Linked DNA regions of Homo sapiens: all the other regions are linked to region 2. A link is an interaction called in ENCODE POLR2A ChIA-PET data of the cell type or tissue named here. Cell type or tissue: GM12878. All regions are shown on one strand. Each heading gives the region's core, and the rest is flanking DNA. Links, peaks and the distances in the headings are about the cores only.

Region 1 (5,877 bases), core at 968-4,967, 93 kb before region 2:
CATGAATATTAATGTGCATTCAAATCATGCACCATTTCCCTAAAACTCTTATTTTCCTAGTTCATAATTATCACCAAATAGCCTAAAGCATTTAAGACACTGTGAGAGTATGAATCAGTACAACATATATGTGGGAGAATAATTTGGCAATAAATATTAGGGACCACTTGCCATTGGCCAGGAATTTCTAATTGTAGGAATTTTCCTTGAGAAAATAATTATATAACTATAAAATAATTGGCCGGGCATGGTGGCTCATGCTTGTAATCCCAACACTTTGGGAGGCCGAGGTGGGTGGATCACCTGAGGTCAGGAGTTTCAGACCAGCCTGGTCAACATGGCGAAACCCCGCCTCTACTAAAAAATACAAAAAATTAGCCAAGCATGGTGGTGGGCACCTGTAATCCCAGCTAGCTGGGAGGCTGAGGCACGAGAATCACTTGAACCCAAGAGGCGGAGGTTGCAGTGAGCTGAGATGGCACCATTGCACTCCAGCCTGGGCAACAAGAATGAAACTGTGTCTCAAAAAAAAAATAATAATAATAAAATAATTGCACAAGGCTTTTAACTGCAATTTGGTTTACAATAGGGTCAAAACTGAAAACAAGTCAAATGACACTAATTTTTTAAATGATTATAAATACTACTAGATAACCATCCTTGCAGGGATAGGACCAGGGTAGAGCTAGCAAGGAGCCCATGGTATGGAATTTAAGAGGTGCTCTCTCTTTAGGTCACACCCTGCAATGTTCACTTGTGTCACCTTAGTCCAAGCCCTAAATTCTCATACATACATTACTTCATCTACATATAATTTTGATTGTTTGAATCAATTACGGTGTAACACGTGAAGAAATACTATACAGTCATTAAAAATGATGACGTAGGCCGGGCGCTGTGGCTCACGCCTGTAATCCCAACACTTTGGGAGCCCAAGGCGGGTGGATCACTTGAGGTCAGGAGTTCGAGACCAGCCTGGCCAACATAGTGAAACCCTGTCTTTACTAAACATACAAAAATTAGCCTGGCGTGGTGGTGGGTGTCTGTAATCCCAGGTCCTCGGAAGGCTGAGGCAGGAGAATCTCTTGAACCTGGGAAACGGAGGTTGCAGTGAGCTGAGATCGCACCCCTGCAGTCCAGCCTGGGCAACAGAGTGACTTTGTCTCAAAAAAAAAAAAAGATAATGTAGACTTCAACTCATTGACATGGAAAGAGACCCAGAAGACATGGTCTAAGTTAAATAAGCAGGTTACAGAAACAGTATGTGCAGAAAAGTCTGCAAAATCTATAATGTAAGACCAATCATTGTAACTTAAAAAGCCCAACACTGAACTCTTCTAAATAATTTATTATTGCAATTTATATTTTAAAAGATCAAAGACTGGAAAGAATTTAAAACAGTATGGGAATAGGAAAAGAAAGAAAACACCATTGCATGTTCAAATCCATTTGCTTTTCTGACAGGCATGAATATTGTTAGAAGTTTATATTCTGAACAAAACCATTCTCCTGAATAAACTGCATTTTCAAATTCAATCACTGTATAGCCACAAACCACTTGGCAGATTGGCTCCTCTCCAAATTCTCTAACTTGTTTTTCTATCACTTAAGGAATCTGAAGCACTTTATCAACATATTTAAGCCAAATCTTTTGACTTAGAGAACCAGCAAATCCTTCATGGTTGATGAATCTTGGGTTTTCACAAATAAAGGACACTTGGCTACTAAGGCCGCTCAGAAAAATCAGAGACAACAAGGTACTCCTTATATTAGAATCCACTGTGACACTAAGCATTACGGCATTATCCTTTCATTTTGTGTTATTTAAGTCATATTCTTATCCAAGCTTTCATGCATGTATACATGCCTTGTGGCGCCACATAGAAGATATATTCCAGAGGACTAAGCCAGTAGGTGCCTATATAGAAGGGCCTTTGTTACAACAGAAGCTCAGTAATTACTGCTTAATAATGAAGGACTGAAATTACTGTAAAGCAGTGTGATGTAGTAGAGAAACCACAAGCATGAACTTCAGATAGGCCTGGGATCGAATTCAACTCTACCCCTTACTACACACATAGCCATTCCCAACTTACCCAACCTTTCTGAGGCATGGTTTCATTACCTCGAAAGATACATTAAAAACTCTTGGCCAGGTGTGGTAGCTCAAGCCTGTAATCCCAGCACTTTGGGAGGCTAAGGCAGGTGGATCACCTGAGGTCAGAAGTTCAAGACCAGCCTGGCCAACATGGTGAAACCCAGTCTCTTCAAAAATACAAAAGTTAGCCAGGCATGATGGCGAGTGCCTGTAATCCCAGCTACGCCGGAGGCTGGGGCAGGACAATTGCTTGAACCCAGGTGGTGGAGGTTGCAGTGAGCCAAGATCACGCCACTGCACTCCAGCCTGAGCGACAGAGCAAGACTCCGTCTCAGAAAAACAAAGTTCTCCTAATGATTAAGGAAGTAATGTTTGTTGATAGCTGTGCCCAGGGCCTGATACCTAGCAGACCCTCCACAAATACTAGTTTTCCTTCCCCTTTTAAAAAATTGCCTCTCTTACTAATATGGAAAACGAAAATAAGGCAAGAAAAGAAAGTTAATCTCTAGTGACTGTAAAATTTAGCTAAGGGCCAGTCACGATGGCTCAAATCTCTAATGCCAGTATTTTGGGAGGCCATGGTGGGAGGACTGCTTGAGACCAGGAGTTCAATACCAGTATGGGAAACATAGTGAGATCCCCCTGTCTCTACAAACTTTTTTTTTTTTTTTTTTAATTAGCTGCCTGTGGTCGCAGTTACTTGGGAGACTGAGGTGGGAGGATCTCTTGAGCCCAGGAGTTTGAGGCTGCAGTGAACTATGATCATGCCACCACACTCCAGCCTGGGTGACAGAGGGAGACTCTGCCTCTTAAATTAAAAAGCTAAGAACCAGATTTGGTCATTCATGAACCAGGTCCACCCAATATTAACTCACCTGCATTGAGAACTCACTATGACCGCTCAACCATGAAAGGTGCTTGCTAAACACTGGTTCCTCATTCCCCGTGGATTCCCAGGCAGCTGGGACCCCTGACCACTAGGGTGCCCTGCAGCCAAGCTGTGCAGGATTGGTCACACCAGCTGATGCCCACATTTTCTCTTTACTTTGTTTTTTGCTGCTAGATGAACTGCCTTTCAGGCAGTATCTTGATTCCAAGCATTTTTATTCTAGCACCAAATATTCCTTTTCCCCTCTTCTGATGATAACAGCAACACATGCTTGTTGTAAAAAGTTCAAAAGACATGGATGTTTAAACTGTAAAAACACTCAATAATCCCACCCCACAAGGGTGACCACCGTCAGTAATTCAATGAATATCCCTCCAGAATTTATTTTTAACAAGACAAATCTCTCTTAAGTGCATATGCCACCTCCCTACTCTTCTTTCTTTCAATTCCTACTCGGTTATCCTCAGAAAATCTCTTTTCCTGTCTTTTTGTCCCACTCGTGAATTCCAAGGTAACCCCAATAATGGTTGCTAAGCACCAAAGCAGCATAACTATATACTCATATAAAGAAAAAAGAAAAATCTTGTTTGGTATCTAAAGTAGAAAGGAATCAGACCCAAAGTCAGCTGAAAATACACATAGAAATCCCTATTTATGTCTTTGACTTTCTCTAATTAAACTCACATTCCCCTAGGTGTCAGCATTCATAACAGATGACTATTTTTCATTTCATGTTATTGTTTTCTTGTCTCATTTAACTAAAAGCATGGTAAAATAAATGTTTTAGTATTTTGCATTATGTAAGTACTGCTCAGTAACCTATAGGGAAGGTTTTTCTTCATAATGTCTCATCTATCACAGACTGATACCTTTGTAAAATAAGTAAAAATGCAGTACTAGAAAAATGAAATTAAAAAAACTGAAATACGAAGTATAGTACAAGTCTAAGTTATTTCAATTACTAGATTTAGCAGACAATTCCTCTGTTGCACTGCTATACAAGTTTTCAAAGTGTAACGCATAATTTCTGTACTTATCTCATGGTACAAACCGTTAGTGAATAGTTTTCGAGCTGCAGCCTCTGTGCACAGCACGTGCGGCGGTGCTGTTCGATATCTTTCCATGGGAGCCCAACCACCCATGGTCTATGGGAAATGTCTATGGGAGAATGTCTTCCAAGTTTCTAAGAAATAATTTACAAATGAGCTTTGGGGAGAGGGGATCTCACTGAGAAGTTTGGGACTGCCTGTATTTGTATATATTGAGATAATCAACTGAATTTTTCACTTTCCATCCAGATGTTTACAATGATATAAATACGGTCAAAGACTCTTGAAACCAGGGAGATTTGATTATTAGAAATACACAGTAAAGTCCCCACCAAAAGTTTAATTTCCCAACTTACCCTTTCAGACTCCAAAGTCATTTCTTGCCCGATCGCTATCATTTTGAAAACAATTGAGGGGGAAGCAACATGCCACAACCCAATCCAAACTGGAAAACCAAACGAAATTCTATTTCTTAACCTGACCTTCAGTTTAAAATATTTATAGAGGCCAGGCGTGGTGGCTCACGCCTACAATCCAAGCACTTTCGGAGGCCGAGATGGGTGGATCACCTGAGGTCAGGAGTTCAAGACCAGCCTGGCCAACGTGGTGAAACCCCCTCTCTACTAAAAATACAAAAACTAGCTGGGTGTGGTGGCACATGCCTGTAATCTCAGCTACTTAGGAGGCTGAGGCAGGAGAATTGCTTGAACCTGGGAGGTGGAGGTTGCAGTGAGCTGAGATTGTGCCACTGCACTCCAGCCTGGGTGGCGGAGTAAGGCTCTGTCTCCAAATAGATAAATAATAAGATAAAATACTTACAGTAAGGTTCACATAAATATCTTGTCTCAGGTGGAGCTAAAGGTGTTTCTATTGTCAGTGATTATAAGTCAATATATTGGTGAATTTTCAGGTTACTTATGTATCTTAGTCTCACTTTCTTATATTGCCTCAGAGCCCCAGTCTTTCAATGGCTCACTTTCCTCAACTACAAAAGAGCAACGAGAATGAAGGGAATGAGGCGGGTACTGGATAAACTGTCACAGCTGTGATAAAATCAGGACTCGTGTTGTGTGTGTGTGTGTGTGTGTGTGTGTGTGTGTGTGTGTGGAGAGAGAGAAACAAAAATCTACAGAGACATGGCAATCTAATAGTCTACGTATTTTTCCCCTTCTTTTCACAGGTGTTGATAATAGTCTATGTTTCTCAATATTTCACTTGCTAATTTCATGACTTAAAACCTGGGCCATGATGACTTTTTTTTTTTTTTTTTTTGAGACAGAGTCTTGCTCTGTCGCCAGGCTGGAGTGCAGTGGCGCGATCTCGGCTCACTGCAACCTCTGCCTTCCGGAATCAAGCGATTCTCCTGCCCCAGCCTCTCGAGTAGCTGGGTCTACAGGTCCTAGCATGCCACCACACCCAGTTAATTTTTGTATTTTTAGTAGAAACCAAGTTTCACCATGTTGGCCAGGATGGTCTCTATCTCTTGACCTCGTGATCTGCCTGCCTCGGCCTCCCAAAATGCTGGGATTACAGGCGTGAGCCACCACGCCTAGCTGATGATTTGTTTTTTAACTACTGGTCTAGGTTTGGCTTGATTCAAGCTGTCCGCCACAGTAAATTCATCTGTCCATTGATTCCATTCTTCCTTAATAATTTGATTCATCCATTTAAATACTTGTTTTCACTTATGTATTTAGAAAACACTTACTAGCTATTATGGGCACAGTGCTAGACAGAGACAGGGCTGGAAGAAAAGAGCATAATTCTGGAACCTTGTAATAAACCCCAACTCTCAACAGGTGGGCCCAAAGTTATAAATCATGCTACTTTACCTGTATATG
Region 2 (5,877 bases), core at 637-4,636:
ATCCAAACAATTAACTATTTTTTTCTAGCTGCACGTTGTTTGAAAATTTAATGAAATGTCTTTTTTTTTTTCTGTTATAAAAGTCAGAGGTAAAGAGATTGCTGTGGAGGCAGGGTATGCTGTGGTTCACCATTAGACTGAACAAACCTTCATCCTTCTCCCTGAGTCTCTCCCTTCTATTTCCATTAGCTGTAGGTTCTGTAAGAAGTTAACAAATTCTATTCCTATAAACTTCTGGTCTTCTGTCTGTTCTGGATATTCAAATATTACAATGATGACACAAATGTTTCTGCTTACTTCAAGGATGTACTGATGGAAATTTTAAAAGAACCCTCAAAATGAAATCAATTCAATGAAAAATAAGATTTTTTTATAACTGATTCCAAGGGGAATTTGAAAAGAGGAGATATATACATAAGCCATGAAACAAATTTGCAAATAGATGCAAAACTGGCTATTTCTGCAGGGTGGATAAATCAATTGTGTCTCCACCAGGTGGAACTTATTTGCAGGTCTATTGACAAAAATGTTTGCAAAATCTTTTAGCTATAACTTGCAGAGTTGTAAGATAGCTCAAAGACAATGAAAGACACATGCTCCATAGAACCAGATAACCCAAGGGCACACCATAAGCAGAACACTGTTTTCCATTGAAGTCACTCAGTAATCTTTTGGTACATTTCAAAGTCTTTCACACATGTTTTCTACATAGATGATATAAAACCAAGAAAAAACAAATGCTTCTTTTGTCTTTTTTTTAAGACAGGGTCTGGCTCTGTCACCCAGGCTTGGCTGCAGTGGCGCCACCATGGCTCACTCCAGCCTCGACCTCCTGGGCTCAGGTGACCCATGATCCTCCCACATCAACCTCTTGATTAGCTCAAACTACAGGCACATGCCACCAAGCCTGGTTAATTTTCGTATTTTTTGTAGAGATGGGATTTTGCCATTTTGCCCAGGGTGGTCTCGAACTCCTAAGCTCAAGCGATCCTCCCACCTTGGCTTACAAAGTGCTGGGCTTACAGGTGTGAACCACTACCCCCAGGCAAAAAAAAATTTTCATTGATATATAATTGTGCATATTTATGGGTAAATGTGATATTTTGATACATGCATACAATGTGTAATGATCAAATCAGAGTATTCAGGATATCTTGCCTGAAACATTTATCATTTCTTTGTGTTGAAAACATTTCACATCTTCTCTTCTAGCTATTTTGAAATACACAATGAATTATTAACTATAGTCATCCTACTGTGCTGTCGAACACTGGAACTTATTCTTTCTATCTAACTGTATGTTTGTACCCATTAATCAAACTCTCTTCATCTCCACCCCACCACTCTTCCCAGGCCTTGGTAATTATTCTCTTAGTTTGTATTTGTGATGTAGATGTAGACTTATGAAATGTCGTTCCAAACAGAGCAATGATGTATATTTAATTTTTGGATGTGAAGATTCATCTTTCACTTGCAAGAGCAGAACAAAATGGCTATTGAGAGCTCAAATCCCCTCCTGGAGTGTGTGTCTCATGTGGTATAATGAGAGCACACTAGATGGGAAGGGACATATCAGATATGAGGGACCATCAGATGGAAGTGGGAGGCCAACAGCCTTTGAACCCTCAGTGGGTCTGACCTCTGGGGTTGTCAAATGAAATGTCAAGAAACATTTCAAAGATTTTCGACATTTCTGAAAATTTATTTGTAAATTCTTCTAAACCTAGGAAAATGTTATTTTTTTCTTTTATCATATCATCAAATTAATTTGTGTCTCCCAAATGAGCCATTAATTTTCTGATTTTTTTCTCTTTGGACTGCCTGATCTAAGAGTTACATATACTTTGCAGGAGCTCCCTCTCTTTTATTTATCTTCTAGTTTTTTCATTCTAAAGTTCAAATTCCCTTTTTACCACCAATAACATCAACACAGTAAAGAAATTGTTGAAATGTAGCTCTCACGCTGTGATCAAAGCTATTTCTCTCAAGGTGATTCATATCCGCAGACTCTCAGAAATGTGCAAACATTTATGTCGTTACTAATACACCAGCAAAGCTTCAGCTGTACCAAAGTCCAGAAATAAAATTAGAGCACTGAGCTAATTAGCATTGAATGTACAAAGAGGAACTGAAAGTTATGTTTCATATTTACCCTTGGGAATGGGAGGGTGGGCTTTCTCAAGTTTAAAACCCAAAACATTGGCAGGGTTCTCAAGTCTTTCGAGATTCAAACAGTATTGCCAGTATTGAGATTCAAACAGTATTCAGTGTTATCACTGGCAGCATGCAATGCCATTCTTGTTTTTTGTTTGTTTGTTTGTTTTTGTTTTTGAGACAGAGTCTCGCTCTGTCACCCAGGCTGGAGTGCAGTGGTGCAATCTAAGCTCACTGCAAACTCCGCCTCCCGGGTTCACGCCATTCTCCTGTCTCAGCCTCCCGAGTAGCTGGGACTACAGGCGTCCGCCACCACGCCCGGCTAATTTTTTGTATTTTCAGTACAGACGGGGTTTCACCATGTTAGCCAGGATGGTCTCGATCTCCTGACCTCATGGTCTGCCCGCCTCGGCCTCCCAAAGTGCTGGGATTACAAGCATGAGCCACCGCGCCCGGCCACCGTTCTTAAGAAATATAAAAATTGGCACCAGAGAACCAATTGCTTTGCATCTGGGAAAAAGGATTTAATGCATTTGGCTTTTGAGCTTTTCAGCAACAAAACTGTTTCTCCTCTGACTGAAAATAGCCCTGATAAAAAGGTTTCTTGAGACAAATTATTTTAAAAGGCTTTGATTAGATTGTGTTTACCCTTAACTTAAAATCATGGACTCCAGTGAAGCTTTGTACAAAATTGCATTCGTGTCTGTACTGTCTTTCTGCACAATTTAAAAACCAGAGCTCTTTGAGCTGCCACCTCCACTCCCTCAATGTGTCTGGTAGAAGCAATTTCATGTTTGCAGGGAAGTTTGTCACATTTGCAGGGGAATTTGGTCTGTCTACCTTTTAAAAATCTTTGCAGAGGTTGTTGGAATGGGTGTGGTAGGGTGGAATAGGAGTGGCTGTCTTGATCGATTCTGTCAATTTTTAAATCTTCTTTCCTAGTTTTTTTCACAGCATTGCTAATGCTGGCTACTAAAAGCATTTTTCATTCCTTATGCCTAGCAGCTGATCTACTTTGGGAATAGACAACTGAGTTGCAGCAACAGAGAGGCATCAAAGCCTACCAAAGGTTGGCATGGAGTCTTGAGCCAGAACAAGGTTGGATTCTGACTTTCACTAGCAGTGTGACCAGTGACAAGTTACTTCACTCTATCCTCGGTGTTCTCATCTGTATAACAGGGATGATAATATTAAAACCTACCTCAATGGGTTATTTTAGAGATTAAATGAGCGCACTTTTATAAAGTGCTTAGAACACAGCTTGGCATTTAGTATGTGCCTTATAAGTATGCTTTGATCAGTTAAGTTAAAATAATTGCTTTTCATTGTGAACATTTGGAAAAGAGCTAAATATCCATCAGTAGGAATCTGGTTAAATCAAATATAGTACTACATTTGTACAGGAGTATATAATGCACATATTAAAAAGAATGTGACAAGTTGCCCTAATATGTAAAGTTGTCCAAAAAATATACACATACATATACATATGTGCATAGAGAATTAGGTGTGGAGAGCATGCAGGTAACTATTATCTACAATTGTTTCTGAGAGGCACAAAGAGACTCAAAAGGTCGGGAGGCTCCCTTTTTGTTATGCCTTTTACTTTTACTAAAAAAAAATGACCCAAATTTTAGTTACTTTTAAAAAATCCAGTTAGGCTGGGCACCTGTAATCCCAGCACTTTGGGAGGCCAAGGTGGGCCAAGAGATCAAGACCATCCTGGCCAACATGGTGAAACCCCCGTCTCTACTAAAAATACAAAAATTAGCTGGGTGTGGCGGTGGGCGCCTGTAGTCCCAGCTACTTGGGAGGCTGAGGCAGGAGAATCGCTTGAACCCGGGAGGCAGAGGTTGCAGTGAGCCGAGATCACACCATTGCACTCCAGCCTGGTGACACAGCAAGACTCCATCAAACAAAAAAAAAAATCCAGTTAATTATGATTTTTGTTAGGGAAAAAAGAATAATTGAGAAAGATGAAGGACATAAACTGAATTTTGACACCTAAAAGAATAAAGACAAATAAGGCTACATAAGGTGGCTCACACCTATAATCCCAGCACTTTGGGAGGCTGAGGCAGGAGGATTGCTTGAGATCAACAGTATGAGAATAGCCTGAACAACCTAGTGAGACCACCATCTCTGGAAAAAGTTTAAATAAATAAAATTAGCTGGACTTGGTGGCATGTGCCTGCAGTCCCAGGGAGGCTGAGGTGGGCAGATCACTTGAGCCCAGGAGTTTGAAGCTGCAGTGAGTCATGATGACACCACTGCATTCCAGCCTGGACAACAGAGTGAGATCCTGTCTCAGCAATTTTTTATAAAAGAATAAAGAGATATATGAGATTCTGAACTGCTTTGCTGGTATCTTTTGCATTAAACACAACTTTAATGTTTCTTTGGGAACTAAAAGCTAGCCCTGGAAATCCTTAACCTTCATCCTCTTCTCCAAGGCATGACTTTGGATTATGATATAGACAATAACTCACTATAATTGAGGCACATTTTATTACTTATAGATATGAAATTGAATATGCTTTGCCTTACCTGTCCCCACCTTGGGAGATTTTGTTCATTTTGAGGGAGGTGGATGCACGGTAAGGGGATAACAATAGAACCAGAAAATGAGTTGCATCAAGGAAAACACGGAAGACTAGTGATTCCTTATAAACTAGTAGCCTGGTTGTCCCAAATATTTTTCCTATCAATTTACTGTAATGCATGTAATTCCCAACATTATTCACTACTTAGGGTTAAGATATAAACTTTGTGGACAAAGATTATAATAAAGACAAAATTGGGCCGAGCGCGGTGGCTCACGCCTGTAATCCCAGCACTTTGGGAGGCCCAGGCAGACAGATCACGAGGTCAGGAGTTCGAGACCCAGCCTGGCCAACATGGTGAAACCCCGTCTCCACTAAAAATACAAAAATTAGCTGGGCGCAGTGGCATGCACCTATAGTCCCAGCTACTTGGGAGGATGAGGCAGGAGAATTGCTTGAACCCAGGAGGTGGAGCTTGCAGCGAGCCGAGATCGCACCACTGCACTCCAGCCTGGGTGGCAGAGTGAGACTCCATCTCAAAAAAAAAGAAAAAAGAAAAAAGTATTATGCATAGAAGGCAAAAGCTGAAAAACTGAAGTGGTTGAGGATTAGGTAGCTACAGTGGGTGTGTACCTCAGAGATGAAATCCATCAGTGAAAAAGAAATTTACATGGTTAAGTGTGGATCCTGGCTCTGATGCTATTACAGTATATATTCACTTTGTGAGGTAGTTCACATTTCTGAGTCTCATTTTCTTACTCTGCAAAATGAGGATACTTGAATGTATGATAATACCAAAAAAAAGAAGTTTTGCTGCATATACCCAGAGCCTAGAATAGCACCTGACATATAATAAGTACTCACTAGATCTTTGTTTAAAAAAACACAAATTAATTAAATGAGGTGATATAAAGATAACTGAATGCAAGAGGTAGCCAATATATTTTATTTCTCTTTTTCTGGTTCCTGCAAGGTATTTGATAAGGTTCTTCATAGTTTGTTCCTCATGAAGTAGAGGATTATGGGCTAGACATAAGGATGAGTAACCGATTCAATGGCAATAATCAAGGGGTAGATTAATGGATCACTAGCATTAAGTTTCAAGGCTTAGCATAAGACTATCCTTGTTATCTACTTAAATTTTTTTGTCATCTACTTGGGTAAATGTATAAAAGGTGTG
Region 3 (5,877 bases), core at 968-4,967, 51 kb before region 2:
TCCAGTGTGGCGACAGAGTGAGACTCCGTCTCAAAAAAAAAAAAAAAAAAAGGAGGCTATCATTTCATATAGTCAGTTACTTCTCATGACTAGGAATGTTTTACTTTATCAAATTCTGTCATTTCAATGTGAAGAATGCCTTGTCTCTCTGGAATGATGAGTGCTATGGTCTGGTTTGTTTGACCCCCTGCAAAACTTATGTTGAAATCTGATCCCCAGGTAGAGCCTAATGGGAGGTGGGAGGTGGAAGGTGTTTGGGTCATGAGGGCAGATCCCTCATGAATGGCTTGGTGCCATTCTCACAAGAGTGAATTCTTGCTCTATTCGTTCCCAGGAGAGCTGGTTGTTAAAAAGAGGCTGGCATCCATTTGTGAGCTGTAGAGTGGCAAGGAAAAAATGAGCCTGGCACCTCTCCTCTCCTCCTGCTTCTTCTCTCGCCGTGTAATCTGCACATTCCAGCTTCCCTTCAACTCTTGCCACAAATGGAAGCAGCCTGAGGCCTTTACCAGAAACAGATGTTTCTTGTACAGCCTGCAGAACTGTCAGCCAAACAAACCTCTAATCTTTGTAAATGAGTCTCAGGTATCCTTTATAGCAATACTAATGGACTTAGATAACGAGTAATAAGGTTTGTTGAAATTCCTTGTAATCTCAAAATTTACCAGCATTCATTGTAATTATATGCAATTAAATAAAAGATTCAGCAACTCTCTTAAAAGAAAATGAAAAAAGAAAAGCCCTAAAGATCAGTTCTTAAGTGTTGGGCCAGTTTTATGAATAGAAATTACCAACAAATCCAAGTGTGATGGAATAGCCAGGTGATCAGTTTGGCCCAAGCATTCCTCCAGCCCCCTTTTGCTTCTTCATGTGTCTCTAGCTTCCTGGGTCTACTTTCACACTTGACTTTGATTTTTTTTTTTTTTTTTTTTTTTTGAGACCGAGTCTTGCTCTGTCACCTAGGCTGGAGTGCAGTGGCAGGATCTCAGCTGACTGCAACCTCCACCTCCCAGGTTCAAGGGATTCTCCTGCCTCAGCCTCCTGAGTTGCTGGGATTACAGGCGTGCATCACCACACTCAGCTAAATTTTTATATTTTTTGGTAAAGACGGGGTTTCACCATGTTGGCCAGGTTGGTCTTGAACTCCTGACCTCAAGTGATCCACCTGCCTTGGCCTCCAAAAGTGCTGGGATTACAGGCGTGAGGCAATGCGCCTGGCCATTTTTTTTTTTTTTCAAGACAGGTTCTCACTCAGCTGCCCAGGCTGGAGTGCAGTGGCACAATCATAGCTCACTGCAACCTTGAGCTCCTGGGCTCAAGCGGTCCTCCTGACTCGGTCTCCCGAAGTGCTGGGATTACAGACATGAGCCACCACACCCAGCTTCAATTTATTACTTCAACACAATCAATCAGGGGTTTCAACTCATGCTGTTGACCACTAAAAAACTACAGGTTCTTCCTTTTTTTGCTCTTTGAACCTGGGAGCCCAAAGTAAAAGGGGAAACAGAGAAAGTGGGTAAAGTGGAAAGAAAAGAATGGTGTGGAAGAAACAGAGGAGAAAAAGGAAACAAGAGAAAGCTTCAAAAAGAGGAAGGGGCTACCAGGGACACTCAAGAAGGAAGAAGCCCACTTCAGCCTCTCTCCAAACTGTGTTCAAAATACAAAAGGCAACTATCTGATTCCAAAAGACAAAACAATAGTACATGAATTGAGAAGAATCAAAATTGAAAAGGGAACCCATTTGGGAGTAAAATGCTGGTTTTTTTCTCATTTTTTTCTTCAGGGTCGACCTTAAATCAGAATTGGGTGGGGGTGCAGGTAGCAAACACTCCAACAGAAGCTCCTCTTTTTGGCCAGAGGAACTGGAAAGGGGGCCCTGGCTAATAGAAGAGTGTGAGGCAAGCCCAGGTTTTGGGTTTTGTTTGCATTTTTCTCTCCCAAGCGTGGCCGTAGTCACAGAACTGTGTGGCAGAACAGTAAGCAGCAGCACAGGCACCTGAAACTTTTTTTCTAAAGAAACCTGGGCAGGGCGAGGTTGCTCACACCTGTAATCCCAGCACTTTGGGAGGCCGAGGCAGGCACATCATGAAGTCAGGAGTTCCAGACCAACCTGACCAATATGGTGAAACCTTGTCTCTACTAAAAATACAAAAATTAGCCAGGCGTGGTGGCATGGGCCTGTAATCCCAGCTATGCAGGAGGCTGAGGCAGGAGAATTGCTTGAATCCAGGAGGCGGAGGTTGCAGTGAGCCGAGATTGCACCCTTGCACTCCAGCCTGGGCGACAGAGTGAGACTGCCTCAAAAAAAAAAAAAAAGAAATCTGGGCTTACTGACAGAAAAGTAGGGGAACAGGGGACCTTGTGGTCCACAGAGTATGGGGAGAATTCCTGGTATTTTATTCCTCTCGCTACTCTGTCCTGAGGATGGCCCCAAGTCTTGGAGAACTCTACAGCAGCATAAGCACCTTAAACTTTAAAAGAAATCTAGTCTTTCCAGAAGAACAGGAAAAAGGGATCTTGGGGTAGAGGTGTGTGGCGAGAATCCCAGAGAGACGAGAGCTAAAGAAGGGGATGCCCTGGCTCTGTGTATGAACCAGCACAAGTCCCTGAACTGTGTATGTGTGGGACGGTCCCAAAGGCTTTGCAAACTGAAGTAGATATAAACCACTGCTCAGGCTGGGCGCGGTCGCTCACACCTGTAATCCCAGCACTTTCAGAGGCTGGGGTAGGGAGATCGCTTGAGCCCAGGAGTTCACGACCAGCCTGGGCAACATAGGTAGACCCCGCCTCTACAAAAAACTTAAAAATTAGCTGAGTGTGGTGGCCTGAGCCTATAGTCCCAGCTACTTGGGAAGCTGAGACAGGAGGATCACTTGAGCCCAGGAGGTCGAGGCTGTAGCGAGCCAAGATTGTGTCACTGCCTTCCAGCCTGAGTGACAGAGTGAGACCCTGTTTCAAAAAAACAAAACATTATGCTTTTGTGCTTTAAATAAAAATAAAAATAATAAATAAACAAAACAAAAGAAGAAATCATGACCAAAAACTTCCAAACTTGGTGAAAGCTACACATTTACAGATCCAAATAGAGTAGTTGCCCTTTGCCCAGTTTCACTTTCTGTAGTTTCAGTTACCCATGGTCAACAATGGTCCAAATATAGGTGAGCACAGTACAATAAGATATTTTGAGAGAGAGAGAGAGAGAGAGAGAGAGAGAGACTCCACATTCACATAACCTTTATTATGGTATATTGCAATGAAGTTCTAGTTTATTATTAGTTATTATTGTTAATCTCTTACTATGCCTAATTTATACATTAAACTTTTTTAAATTTTGAGATGGGGTCTCACTCTGTCGCCCAGGCTGGAATGCAGTGGTGCAATCTCAGCTCACTGCAACCTTTGCCTCCTGGGTTCACACGATTCTCCTGCCTCAGCCTCCCGAGTGGCTGGGATTAACAAGCGTCTATACCACACCTGGCTAATTTTTGTATTTTTAGTAGAGTTGGGGTTTCACCATGTTGGCCAGGCTGATCTCGAATCCTGACCTCAGGTGATCCACCCGCCTCGGCCTCCCAAAGTGCTGGGGTTATAGGCGTGCCCCACTACACCCGGCCTTATATATTAAACTTTATCACGGTAGCTATGTATAGGAAAAAACGTGGTATATGTAGGATTTGGTACTATCCATGCTTTCAGGCATCAACAGGGGGTCTTAGAACGTATCCCCCATGGATAAGTGGGGAATACTGTAGTGCTGTCTGTCTGTTATACATATACACTCATACAATACCTTCTGGTGAGTGCCTCCAAAGAGGAGAACAATAACGATGAATAAAGTAAAGATATAACTGCCTACAAAGAAATAAATAAAATGTAATGGCTGTTATCCTCTTTTGAGACGTGTCATAAGTACTTAGACTTTTAATTTTTTTTTTTTTTTTTTTGAGATGGAGTCTCACACTGTCACCCAGGCTGGAGTGCAGTGGCGCGATCTTGGCTCACTGCAACCTCCACCTCCCAGGTTCAAGCAATTCTCCTGCCTCAGCCTCCCAAGTAACTGGGATTACAGGTGCGTGCCACCAAGTCCAGCTAAATTTTTTTTTTTTTTTTGAGATGGAGTCTTGCTCTGTCACCCAGGCTGGAGTGCAGTGGCGCCATCTGGGCTCACTGCAAGCTCGGCCTCCTGGGTTCACACCATTCTCCTGCCTCAGCCTCCCGAGTAGCTGGGACTACAGGCACTCGCCACCACGCCCAGCTATTTTTTTGTATTTTCAGTAGAGACGGGGTTTCACCGTGTTAGCCAGGATGGTCTCCATCTCCTGACCTCGTGATCTGCCCGCCTTGGCCTCCCAAAGTGCTGGGATTACAGGCATGAGCCACCGCACCCAGCCATTTTTTGTATTTTTAATAGAGATAGAGTTTTACTATGTTGGCCAGGCTGGTCTCGAACGCCTGACCTCGTGATCCACCCACCTCGGCCTCTCAAAGTGGTGGGGATTACAGGCGTGAGCCACCATGCCTGGCCAAGACCTTTAATTCTTGAATGGCTTCCTTAGGGACATCCAGTAAAACAAGGAGTCACTAGAACTATGTCAATTAATGAATTGGTTCATTTACCAATACTGAGCTAGAAAGGTTTTGCCACAATTACTGACCCTTGGTTTTTGGTCAGAAAATAGCAGCAGGGTGAGCTACAACAGGAGTCTTCAATTTTTTTACTTGTATATACCCTAAAAGAATTTTGTAAAAGCCTCTTGCACATTTTTAGATTGGCATATAGCAACTGTCACCAAAATGTGAATAGTTGCAAAGAATGTAACTTCCAACACTGTGTAAATATGGCCATATAAAACTATCTTATATGTCCAGTGAAATTCATTCTTACTCATTTTAAAAGAATACTGGAACAGGCTGGTCTTTAATAGTCACAAATTTTGCATAATTCCATTTTCTCCTTGAACTTATATTTCCACGCTTCTTGCCCTACAGAAGTTTATCTTAATTTTACATATTTTATGCTTTAGCCTATTTTACTCATTAGCCTACCATACTTTTCTGCATCAAAAACATTATTTAAATTTAAATTCTAATTCAATGGTCAAAACATTTTTTAAAAAAAGCTATTCTGATACCATTGTTACTATTAGTAGGATGTGACTTAGAAAACAACACAAATATTACAAATTTTGACAAATAATTACTAAAAGTAAATAAAAAGCAACTTTATTGGAAATCTCTCTCTTTTGAACACTTTTACTTTCCATAACTTTATGGATATGTGGATGTGTATACTTATTAAAATGAGTCCAGGTGGCTGGGCGCTGTGGCTCACGCCAGTAATCCCCGCACTTTGGGAGGCCAAGGCAGGCGGATCACCTGAGGTCAGGAGTTTGAGACCAGCCTGGCCAACATGGTAAAACCCCATCTCTACTAAAAGTACAAAAAATTAGCCGGGCATGGTGGCTCGCGCCTGTAGTCCCAGCTAGCCAGGAGGCTGATGCATGAGAATCACTTAAACCCAGGAGGCAGAGGTTGCAGTGAGCCAAGATCGTGCCACTGCACTCCAGCCTGGGTGACAGAGCAAGACTCCATCTCAATAAAAAATAATAATAATAAAATAAAAATAAATAAAATGGGTCAATGTTGAGCATCAATTTAATTCTTATTTTTTGTTTTTATCAATGTAATGCTGGGAAACATAATGAGGAGATGGAAATGGGAGGAATTTTGTTATAGAAATGTCACTTAATTTTTTGAACTCCAACATCACATGGTAGTGAAATATCAAAACTTATTTTAATTGTCAATGTAAGGAAAAATTGAGAAGACAAATTTCATGAGTACCCTAATACTTATTCATCTGGGTCATCTCAGTCATTC

Evidence for each region. Peaks named below come from ENCODE experiments on the same cell type or tissue, not always from the same donor. Only the 100,000 strongest peaks of a DNase experiment are listed, where the experiment ranks them.
Region 1: POLR2A ChIA-PET joins it to region 2 with 6 read pairs; 2 of 35 experiments call an interaction of 5 or more read pairs at or near these places.
Region 3: POLR2A ChIA-PET joins it to region 2 with 5 read pairs; 8 of 35 experiments call an interaction of 5 or more read pairs at or near these places.

Annotation. Positions count from the first base shown.
Region 1 is chr6:17,444,071-17,449,947 of GRCh38, reverse strand. The region is part of intron 3 of CAP2 (cyclase associated actin cytoskeleton regulatory protein 2); the gene reads right to left. Among named protein-coding and RNA genes, the nearest start is that of CAP2, 53 kb to the right of the region's middle. In GM12878, for the core only: no CTCF peak of the experiment used is centred there; a DNase peak (open chromatin) is centred at 2,547.
Region 2 is chr6:17,351,031-17,356,907 of GRCh38, reverse strand. No RefSeq gene overlaps it. Among named protein-coding and RNA genes, the nearest start is that of CAP2, 40 kb to the left of the region's middle. In GM12878, for the core only: no CTCF peak of the experiment used is centred there; a DNase peak (open chromatin) is centred at 2,138.
Region 3 is chr6:17,402,835-17,408,711 of GRCh38, reverse strand. All of the region lies in intron 1 of CAP2 (cyclase associated actin cytoskeleton regulatory protein 2), which reads right to left. Among named protein-coding and RNA genes, the nearest start is that of CAP2, 12 kb to the right of the region's middle. In GM12878, for the core only: no CTCF peak of the experiment used is centred there; a DNase peak (open chromatin) is centred at 3,091.